Linked DNA regions of Homo sapiens: all the other regions are linked to region 2. The links are chromatin contacts, found by Hi-C or POLR2A ChIA-PET in ENCODE. All regions are on one chromosome and are shown on one strand. Each heading gives the region's core, a stretch centred on a gene start or an enhancer-like site at or near the end of the contact. The rest is flanking DNA. Distances are from core to core; before and after follow the strand shown.

The links. Hi-C counts contacts between places; a loop is a spot of excess contacts on that map. ChIA-PET counts read pairs that join two places held with the same protein, here RNA polymerase II (POLR2A). Pooled maps may share reads with other maps.
Region 1: a loop to region 2 is called in a pooled map, with 5 times the contacts of the local background. The contact joins the promoter of BCAT2 here to the promoter of BAX in region 2. A Hi-C loop is called at or near these places in 5 of 37 single-sample maps with no recorded cell type and 11 of 50 pooled maps. POLR2A ChIA-PET finds 5 or more read pairs at or near these places in 17 of 52 experiments (AG04450, B cell, BJ and 13 more).
Region 3: a map of CD8-positive, alpha-beta T cell shows a loop between it and region 2 (25-fold over the local background). The contact joins the promoter of MAMSTR here to the promoter of BAX in region 2. A Hi-C loop is called at or near these places in 1 of 168 maps with a recorded cell type or tissue (CD8-positive, alpha-beta T cell), 3 of 37 single-sample maps with no recorded cell type and 13 of 50 pooled maps. POLR2A ChIA-PET finds 5 or more read pairs at or near these places in 9 of 52 experiments (A549, B cell, HCT116 and 6 more).

What each region holds. Positions count from the first base shown.
Region 1 is chr19:48,809,203-48,812,691 of GRCh38, forward strand. BCAT2 (branched chain amino acid transaminase 2) reads right to left here and starts at 1,827. Exons shown (of 11, transcript NM_001190.4): 1 at 1,782-1,827. The coding sequence starts at 1,805. It overlaps LOC105372432 (a long non-coding RNA gene), which reads left to right. Exons shown (of 3, transcript XR_936017.4): 3 at 1,142-1,635. RefSeq lists enhancers at 1,407-1,476, 1,750-2,044, silencers at 1,797-2,016, 3,093-3,402 and a cis regulatory region at 2,906-3,446.
Region 2 is chr19:48,953,237-48,956,628 of GRCh38, forward strand. BAX (BCL2 associated X, apoptosis regulator) reads left to right here and starts at 1,639. Exons shown (of 6, transcript NM_138761.4): 1 at 1,639-1,726; 2 at 2,312-2,363; 3 at 2,451-2,597; 4 at 2,962-3,097. The coding sequence starts at 1,693. RefSeq lists enhancers at 1,318-1,886, 1,887-2,454, 1,904-2,113 and a silencer at 1,634-1,783.
Region 3 is chr19:48,717,718-48,720,974 of GRCh38, forward strand. MAMSTR (MEF2 activating motif and SAP domain containing transcriptional regulator) reads right to left here and starts at 2,008. Exons shown (of 10, transcript NM_001130915.2): 1 at 1,962-2,008; 2 at 1,257-1,335. The coding sequence starts at 1,314. It overlaps RASIP1 (Ras interacting protein 1), which reads right to left. Exons shown (of 12, transcript NM_017805.3): 12 at 2,868-3,257. The coding sequence ends at 3,081. RefSeq lists an enhancer at 2,649-3,257 and a cis regulatory region at 2,791-3,257.

The DNA.
Region 1 (3,489 bases), core at 577-3,076, 140 kb before region 2:
TTACAGTGAGCCGAGATCGTGCCACGGCACTCCAGCCTGAGCAACAGAGCAAGACTCGGTCAAAAAGAAAAGACGAGACAAAGAAATAAAGTACGTTTGGGGGTTCACAGGGCAGGTCTCTATAATGTGATAGAACCTCCATTATGTCCCATACAGCCCAGGAGTATCACCATCAAAGACCAGGAGTGTCACTGTCAAAGCCCAGCAGTGCCCTCCATACTCCAGGACTGTCCCCATATCACGGCCCCGGAGAGACCCCATCATACCGCAGTCTGCCCTTGTCACAGCCCACACATGACCCCATCACGTCTAGAACTGCCCCCTTTATAGCCCAGGACTCTCCCCCATCACAGACCAGGGCTGTTCTATGATGGCCCAAGATGCTCCACATCACAAGTCCAGATTGTGCCTGTAACTTATCAGAACTGGTCCCCAGCAGAGCCAAGTACTGTCCCAAACAGCTCAGGAATGTCCCCTATCCAAAGCCCAGCACTTTTCCCCATTATAACCAGCATTGTCTCTGCCAAATATCAGGGCTTATTTCCTATTCACCAGGTCTGAAATTAAAAAAAAAAAAAAAATCCCATTGTTGTCTTTTTCAATCCCCAGGACTATCCCTATGTTGCTGTCTAGGCCAGTACCTTCCAGACTGTCCCTACCATGGTCCAGCACTGTCCTCTCCACACCCCGGGACTGTCCCCATCACAGCTGAGGACTCAGCCCAATTATCTCCATTACAGGATATCTCTATCTTCATCAGAGCCTAGGAATGTCCCATCATGAGTTCAGGGCCATTCTATGACACCAGAACTGTGCCATGATGAGACGGTCCACATCAGTCCCAAGTGGACCTGTCAAAGCCCAGTACTGCCCCACCACAGTCCAGGAGTGTCACCACTAAAGCCCAGATTGCCCACATACCCCAGGTATCCCAGGACTATCCCTATCAGTCACTAAGAGCCGAAAAAAGTGAAATTCTGCCCTGACATTCATCAGCTAGGATAAGAGACTCAAATAAAGTCAGGTGTAAAGTTAACAGACAGTTCTCCCAAGGTTACACCGCAGCTGTGAAGGCTTGTAATGACCCCTTTCTTTGGCTGTTTCCTTCCTCACTGAGAAACCTTGTTCTCTGAAATCATAGACTCTGGGAAACGCTGCTGCTGTTTGACATCGCACAGTCAGAAGGGATCGTCTCAGCCAGCCTGCAGCATCTGTCACTTTGACCATGAGACGCTGCCTCGATTTCCAATCCAGGTGCAAAGCTTCAGATAGGAGTTTGGGAAGCACAGCAATCCCCATCTCTTATTTTTTTCAACTTTCATTCCAAGAAAATAGGACCTTGAGTCCAATTCCCAGAGCTGAGACTTGAGGTCCAACTCTGCCTTCACCTGCACCCGGCCCTGGAGGTCTGGGCCCCTTTATTCCAGCTCCCGCACAGGCTGATGCCCCACCGCACCCCAGGGCTCCGCTCCCCAAATCACAACCTCCCCACCCCCACGCCTCCCTCATTACAGGGTCCTCCACCATGTTTCCCTTTTTTTTTTTTTTTTTACCTCCCCGCCAATTACTTGCCCCACCTCATCCGCGTCTACCTGCTCCCCCTCACCCCATTAAAGCCTCGTGCTCCTTTCCAAAGGGCGCCATCCTCCTCCGCGCCCTGCAGCGGAACCCCAGGGCGGGAGGAGCGGCGCCGAGTCGGACCGGCTGCAGGCCAGTGGTCTTCCCGGAAGTGCGCCTCCCCCGGTTATTTCCCAGACCCCGGCGCGGGGCTGCGAACCCACCTGCCCCAGAGCGGCTGCGGCCATGATCCGTGCGGCGCGTAACTGTGCCCGCCCGGGGCGCGGCTCCGAAGAGAGACGTTCCGGCCACGCCCCGCTCACGCCTCCTTCTGGGGGAAGGCGGCCGACCAGCGCCCCAGGCCGTCCCAGCTCCAGGGCGTCGGCAGGGAGCCGGACACTGCTGCGGGGCGCAGGCGCTGGTGGGAGGGCAGGACTTGAAATACGGTCCCTGCCAGGCGAAGTGGCTCAGGTCTGTAATCTTAGCACTTTGGGAGGCCGAAGCGGGCGGATTACCTGAGGTCAGGAGTTAGAGACCAGCCTGGTCCAACATGATGAAACCCCGTCTCTACTAAAAATACAAAAAATTAGCCGGGCGTGGTGGCGGGCGCCTGTAATCTTAGCTACTCGGAAAGCTGAGGCAGGAGAATTGCTTGAATCGGGGAGGCAGAGGTTGCAGTGAGCCGAGATGATGCCACTGCACTCCAGCCTGGGCGACAGAGTGAGACTCCGTCTCAAAAAAAAAAAAAAAAAAAAGTCCTGGCTTGGTGGCTCACACCTGTAATCCCAGCACTTTGGGGGCCAAGGCGGGTGGATCACCTGAGGCCAGGAGTTCAAGACCAGCCTGGCCGACATGGGGAAACCCCGTCTCTACTAAAAATACAAAAATTAAGGCCAGGCACGGTGGCTTACGCCTGTAATCCCAGCACTTTGGGAGGCCGAGGTGGGCGGATCACAAGGTCAGGAGTTCAAGACCCGCCTGACCAACATGGTGAAACCCCGTCTCTACTAAAGATACAAAAATTAGCCGGGTGTGGTGGTGTGCGCCTGTAATCCCAGCTACTAGGGAGGCTGAGGCAGGAGAATCATTTGAACCCTGGAGGCGGACGTTGCGGTGAGCCGAGATCGCGCCACTGCATTTCCAGCCTGGGTGACAGGGTGAGACTCCGTCTCAAAATAAATAAATAAATAAAAATAAATACATAAAAATACAAAAATTAGTCGAGCGTGGTGCCGGGGGCCTGTAATCCCAGCTATTCGGGAGGCTGAGGCAGGAGAATCGCTTGAACCCGGGAGGCGGAGGTTGCAGTGAGCCGACATTGCACCACAGCACTCCAGCCTGGGCGACAGAGTGAGACTCCGTCTCAAATTAAAAAAAAAAAAAAAAAATCGTATCCCTCGGCCATCGTGTCTCGGCAATCCTACCCTGGGACACTCTGTCTCCAAATTCTACCCCCACAGTGCCCCCAAGTCCTGTCCCCGGGTCACTATCCTGCCACCCCTAACAGCCACAGGCCCAAACAGCCAAACCGCGGGACCCTTCCCTCACAGGGCGTCGCCCTGTTTTTCTGCGCTCCGCCCCAGTCCTCCTGCCCCACCCGCCAGCCCCGGGCTGTAGGGTCGGGGCCCACTGACAGCTCCCGCCCCCGCCGCGGCCAATCAGCGGTTGGTGCACACGCCCCCCCGGCCACAGCCAATCCGCAGCAGCCCTGCAGCTCCACCCCTCACCTGGGGGACGCCAGCGCACCCGGGCCCTGCCCCCCCCCTGGGTCCAGCTGGGGAGTCTGCGTCCCCCAGTGCCCTGCGGACCAAAACCCAGGAGTTTCAGCCCCTCCTCCCTCTGATCCAGATGTCTCAACCCCCTACTTTCTCTTCCCTTTGGACTTTTCTTGCCAGCCACCTTCCTATTCTACAGGCAGTGAGAGGAAAACTC
Region 2 (3,392 bases), core at 389-2,888:
GGATTACAGAAGTGAGCCACTGAGCCCAACCAGGAGCTTTTTCGAGAAAGAAGGAAGTCCAAGAGATCTTCCTGACACCCTAGTCTGACTCTGCCCTTTGCCTGCTCAAAATTTCCCCATGCTTCCCAGCGGCCTTCTGGACATAGATCAAGTCCCTTCTCTGACAGGCCCAAACCCTTTATCATCTGATCCTAGCTCATTTTTCTGAGTTTTCCTTAGTTGCTATTATTTTCTGTCTAAAGTGACATGTCATAATATTCATAAAGCACACAAGTCTTATGTGTACAGCTCAATGAATTGTAAATATGTGTATACCCGGCCGGGCACAGTGGCTCACGCCTGTAATCCCAGCACTTTGGGAGGCCGAGGCAGGTGGATCACTTGAGGTCAGGAGCTTGAGACCAGCCTGACCAACATAGTGAAACCCCATCTTTACTAAAAATACAAAATTAGCTGGGCGTGGTGTCGCATGCCTGCAATTCCAGCTACTTGGGAGGCTGAGGCAGGAGAATTGCTTGAACCCGGAGGCAGAGGTTGCAGTAAGCCGAGATCGTGCCATTGCACTCCATCCTGGGCAACAAGAGCAAAACTCCGTCTCAAAATAATAATAATAATAATAATAATAATAATAATAATAATGTGTATACCCATGTAAACACCATTCAGATAAAAATATGGCATATTTGGGGCACCCGGGGAGTGTCTCTTGTGGCCCCTCCCCTCCATACCCTGCTGATCTATCAGCACAGATTAGTTTCTGCCACTTTTTAAACTTCATATTCCTTTTCTTTTTACACAAACACAAACATTCGAGTCATGACTGGGTGGGGTGGCTCAAGCCTGTAATCTCAGCACTTTGGGAGGCCAAGGTGCGAGGATCGCTTGAGTCTGGGAGTTCAGAGACCAGCCTGGGCAACATAGAGAGACCTCATCTCCACATAAAAAGTTTTAAAAATTAACCAGGGGCGGTGTAGTCCCAGCTACTCAGGAGGCTGAGGTGGGAGGCTTCAGCCCGGGAATTCCAGACTGCAGTGAGCCATGATTGGGCCACTGCACTCCAGCCTGGGCAACACAGTGAGACCCTGTCTCAAAAAAAAAAAAAAAAAAAACAGGAAAAAACAAACAAACAGAAAAGCAGGCCTGGCGCGGTAGCTCATGCCTGTAATCCCAGCGCTTTGGAAGGCTGAGACGGGGTTATCTCTTGGGCTCACAAGTTAGAGACAAGCCTGGGCGTGGGCTATATTGCTAGATCCAGGTCTCTGCAAAAAACAAAACCACTCAGTTTTTAGTCATCTATAACGTCCTGCCTGGAAGCATGCTATTTTGGGCCTCTGAGCTTTTGCACTTGCTAATTCCTTCTGCGCTGGGGAGAGCTCAAACCCTGCCCGAAACTTCTAAAAATGGTGCCTGGATAAATGAAGGCATTAGAGCTGCGATTGGACGGACGGCTGTTGGACGGCGCCACTGCTGGCACTTATCGGGAGATGCTCATTGGACAGTCACGTGACGGGACCAAACCTCCCGAGGGAGCGAGGCAGGTGCGGTCACGTGACCCGGCGGCGCTGCGGGGCAGCGGCCATTTTGCGGGGCGGCCACGTGAAGGACGCACGTTCAGCGGGGCTCTCACGTGACCCGGGCGCGCTGCGGCCGCCCGCGCGGACCCGGCGAGAGGCGGCGGCGGGAGCGGCGGTGATGGACGGGTCCGGGGAGCAGCCCAGAGGCGGGGGTGAGGCGGGAGGCAGACGGGCGGGAGGAGGGCGAGCCCCCTCGCCGGCCCGTCCGGGATCCTTCCTACCGGCCTGGGGCTGTGCGATCTCCAAGCACTGAGGGGCAGAAACTCCCGGATCGGGCGCTGCCAGCCTCCAGTCCCCTCCGTCCTCGGAGGTTCCTGGCTCTCTGATCCCCGTGTCCCGATCCCTGCCTCTCTGGCGCTCTCGGACCCTCGAGAACCAGGGGATCTCGGAAGCCAAGCCCCCGGGCAGGCCCGGGCTTGTCGCCCGCACCACTTCCTGCCTCTGGCACTGGTGGGAGGGGCGGGTCTCGCCTCTGCCCCCTCAGGCCAGGGGTCTGGATGCATATAGCGTTCCCCTAGCCTCTTTCCCCGGGGAGAATGTAGGATACAGGCCCAGCCTCCTGGCCTTTCTCCATCAGGGACTCAGTTGTCTGGGCCCCCCCGTCACTTTATCTGCTAGGGTCCCAGAAGTCCAGGGTCCCCAGCTCTGTCCTCCCTCAGGGGCCGTGAGTCTCCACAGTCTCCTGATCCCCTAGAACCCAAGAGTCCAGGTACCTCTTCCCTTCCTTTCTCCTCTAGGGCCCACCAGCTCTGAGCAGATCATGAAGACAGGGGCCCTTTTGCTTCAGGGGTGAGTTTGAGGTCTGATTATTGTGGCACAGATTTGAGGAGTGACACCCCGTTCTGATTCTGCACCCTCACTCCATCCCCACTCTAGTTTCATCCAGGATCGAGCAGGGCGAATGGGGGGGGAGGCACCCGAGCTGGCCCTGGACCCGGTGCCTCAGGATGCGTCCACCAAGAAGCTGAGCGAGTGTCTCAAGCGCATCGGGGACGAACTGGACAGTAACATGGAGCTGCAGAGGTGTGGGCCCCTGAGGACCCAGAAGTCCAGCCACTGGGCTCCTTCAGGACACAGGACTCTCAGCCCCGCATTCTCCTCCTCCCCTAAGAACTAGGAGTCTGGGCCCCACAACTCAGCGCAAACATTCCGGACTCCCAGCCCTCCTCTCTGCCAGGATCTTAAAACCCTCCTTCAGGGAGTCATTTTTCCCACCTTCCTAAATGTCTGTCTTGTCCCCTTCCCTTGTCCCCCGTTGGCCTGTTGCTTTTCATTTCAGCCTGGCTTGGGGCTCAGTCTCCTTATCTTTAGTGTGCGGTGGATGCGGGAATTTTCCACCATCAGCCTGATGCCTGCTCCCCGGCACTGGTTCTCCTCTCTCCTGCAGGATGATTGCCGCCGTGGACACAGACTCCCCCCGAGAGGTCTTTTTCCGAGTGGCAGCTGACATGTTTTCTGACGGCAACTTCAACTGGGGCCGGGTTGTCGCCCTTTTCTACTTTGCCAGCAAACTGGTGCTCAAGGTGGGCAGCTGCAGGGCAGTGAGCCCAGGGATGCTCCCCCTCAGATCTGTGAGGACCTGGGGATCGTGGTATCAACCCCCTGCAGTGGCCCAGTGACCACAGAGGGCATGGAGAGAGATGGCTGTGCACTGGGTGTCTGCTCCTTCTTTTATTCATTCAACAAGCATTTACTGGACCTGCTATGTGCCAGGCCTATACCTGGCACCTGGGACACAGCACTGTACAAAGCAGGCTACATCCCTGCTCTCAGGGAGTTCACGTGCAGGGGTGAAGTAAAGTGGGCAGTGTGATTTAG
Region 3 (3,257 bases), core at 758-3,257, 240 kb before region 2:
TTTTTGAGACAGAGTATCGCTCTGTCACCCAGGCTGGAGTGCAGTGGTGCGATCTCAGCTCACTGCAACCTCCACCTCCCGGGTGCAAGCAATTCTCCTGCCTCAGCCTCCCCAGTAGCTGGGACTAGAGGTGCACGCCGCCACACCCGGCTAATTTTCTGTATTTTAGTAGAGATGGGGTTTCACCGTGTTGCCCAGGCTGGTCTCGAACTCCTGAGCTCAGGCAATCCGCCCGCCTTGGCCTCCCAAAGTGCTAGGACTACAGGCATCAGCCACCTTGCCCGGCGTCATTTTTTTGTATTTTTAGTAGAGACATGGTTTCGCCATGTTGGCCAGGCTGGTCTTGAACTCCTGACCTCAGGTGATCCACCTGCCTTGGCCTCCCAAAGTGCTGGGATTACAGGTAAGAGCCACCGCGCCCCACCTGGATGAATGTTCACTTTCTTATGTGCACAGTCAGGGTTTGTCCCCCAATTTGGGAGCAAGGATCTCTCTGCACATTTCTGCTTTTCTCTGGACATATGCGCCTTTTTGTATACTCCTTGCTCTTTGATTGCTGGTGTCTTTGTACCCATCCAACCACATAGGCACGCTCACGTGCACACTCAAGTACCCTTTGCCTTCTCAGGAACTGATCTGTAGTTCGAAACACTTGCACACTTCTTTTTTTTTTTTTTTTTTTTTTTTGAGATGGAGTTTCGCTCTTGTTGCCCAGGCTGGAGTGCAATGGCGTGATCTCGGCTCACCGCAACCTCCTCCTCCCGGGTTCAAGCGATTCTCCCGCCTCAACCTCCCAAGTAGCTGGGATTACAGGCATGCGCCACCACACCCGGCTATACTTGCAGACTTTTTGCCTGCCCTGGGACCTAAAACAAGACCTTTGACACTTTCACAGCTTGACAGCTCATTGTCCCCTCACCCAAACTCCCACACTGGTCCTCTGAGGTCCCTCCTCTGCTCTTCTGCCCCTGCGTGTGCGCCAGTATAAGCCTTTGTTTCTCTTCAGTGCTTGAGCCCTCTGCACGCCTACCCCTGGCCTCCAATCCCCATTGCTCCCCCCGTGAGCATGCTACTAGCCATTTGCACACTCGTTGATCCACCACAGCCGGACCCCTGTGCTTGGGCCTCCTTTATGCAACATGACCTTTTGCACAAAAAACACAGGCCTCATGGGACCTACCACCCCTCCCTTCCCACCCCAGAGTACAGCATTCTCAGGATCCCATCCCCCACGCATAAAGAGAGCCCTCTCTCACCAGATCGGAACTTGGAGCGAATGATTTGGGAACGCTGGGAGGAAGCCGCCAGGGTCATTGCCAAGGCCGGGATGGGGACCTGGACGGAGAGGGGGCAGGGCAGGGGCCCCATAGAGGGCTGGCTCAGAGTGGAGGTCAGGAGGCCGCCCCTGAGAGTGAATTCAGCAGGGAAAGGGCCCGAAGGAGGTGGGAATAGGAGCAGCCTTGGGCCATAACTTCCGGATCCCAGGGGCTGTAGAGGAGGGGGCTGCACACCCGGACACCTTGCTCCGAGGAAGGAGGAAGCTGGGGACCCAGACACCTGGTCTGAAAGACAGGGCTGAGGGTCTCAACCCTGGGATCCTGGGAGGGGAGGGACCTGGAATCTGGGACTCCTGGGTCCTGAGGAGGAAGGGTTGCGGGTTGGGACCCCTGTGTCTAGGAAAGGGAGGAAGCAGAGGGGCCTGGAGTCTGGAATCTTGAAGGAGAAGGAGGTTAAGGGCTGGAACTCAATACTCTTAGGAGATGAGAATCCAAGATCCTGGGTGGAGAGGGGAACGGGGCCCTGACAGGTTTCTGAGGAATAGAAGGGCCCCTGTGACCTGCATCTGAGAAGGAGTGAGTAGGGTGTCAGCCACCAGGTTCTCTGGGGAAGGGACTGGGACCAGAGAGGGGATAGAACCGTTGAGGAGTGCGCCCCCCCCGTCCACCCCAGGGGCTTCTCACCAGGTGGGCTCGGCGAAGCTGTGCTCTGGGGCGGGTTGAGTCTAGAGGCCGAGGCTGGACACCACAGGCTCCGCCCCACCAGCCTGGGACCGCCTCCAACCCACCTTCCTGGGGTGTGACGGGAGCCCCGCCGGGGACCCTGAGAAGGGGTGGGAGCACCCGCTGGGAGGGCCTGTGCGGGCCTTGGGGGATGCTGGGGGGTGAGAGCGGGGACGTCAGGGTTCCCCGGCTCGCTCCTCCTGCACGTCCTGGGGTTGTGGGGTCGGGGGGAACGGTGGCAGGCGGACTGACAGAAGCAGGTGCCCGGAGAGGGGCGCCGGGTGAGCAGCAGCGGCAGGTGGTCGTGTCCTGGCCCTACCGGCAGGTGCCACCTGTCGCCTACTTTTTCCCTGACGCAGCAACTGGAGTCAAGTTCAGGGGAGTGAAAAGTTCAAACGGGGGGCCCAGATTCCTGGATCCAAGAAAGGAGAGGGATGGGGACCTGGAGTCCTGGGTTTAAAGAAAAAGAGGCAGGGGCCTCTGGGGTGTTGGGAACAGGGACAGAGGTGTTCGGATTCGGCGGTGTGCCCGGCAGGCAGAAAGGTCCAGAGGGGGCTGGGGACTTAGATTCCTGGGTCTGAGGGAGGAGGGGGCTGGAGTATGGATTTGGGGGGGTGTCGAAGGGAGAATCGCTGGTTCCCACTGGCAGGACTGAGGGCCTTATAATCGGCAGAGCAAGCTTAGGGCCGTGTTCTGAGGGGTGTGGGAGGCTCCTCTGCTCTTGGGTTGGATTACATGCAAAAGGGCGAGCCAAGGCCGTGGCTATAAATACCTCCTCAGACTCGGCAGGGGCCCAGACAAGGGCCCTGCAACCTTGTTCTGCAGAAAATCATCATTAGCGCCCCTGAGTCTTAACAATCGAGGCGCTGCCGATACCACGGATACCTTTATTGCTCCCTGGCATTCACATCCTAAGCCCATGCTCCCACCGTCCCATCCGCTACTTCCCGAAAACTCAATCTCCCAACATTCCACGCGGGATAAGAACTACAACTCCCAGAAAGCTTTGCGCTCAGGCGGGCTCCTGTCCGTAGAAGCCCGTGACATTTCAAGGTTCGCGCGCTCGTTTGGTATTGGTTCTCAAGGAGACGTGGCCACGGGAGGCCCATGGCGATAATTGGCTGGCAGCTCCTGCTGCTCAAGATCCCAGAGGAGGCGGCGGAGCCTACGGAGTTCACGGTGCAAGGCATCGTCCGTCACTGGACCAGTGAGGCGCAGGCGCGAGCTCCCCAGGGGGAGGATGAGGGGCGGGTGCGA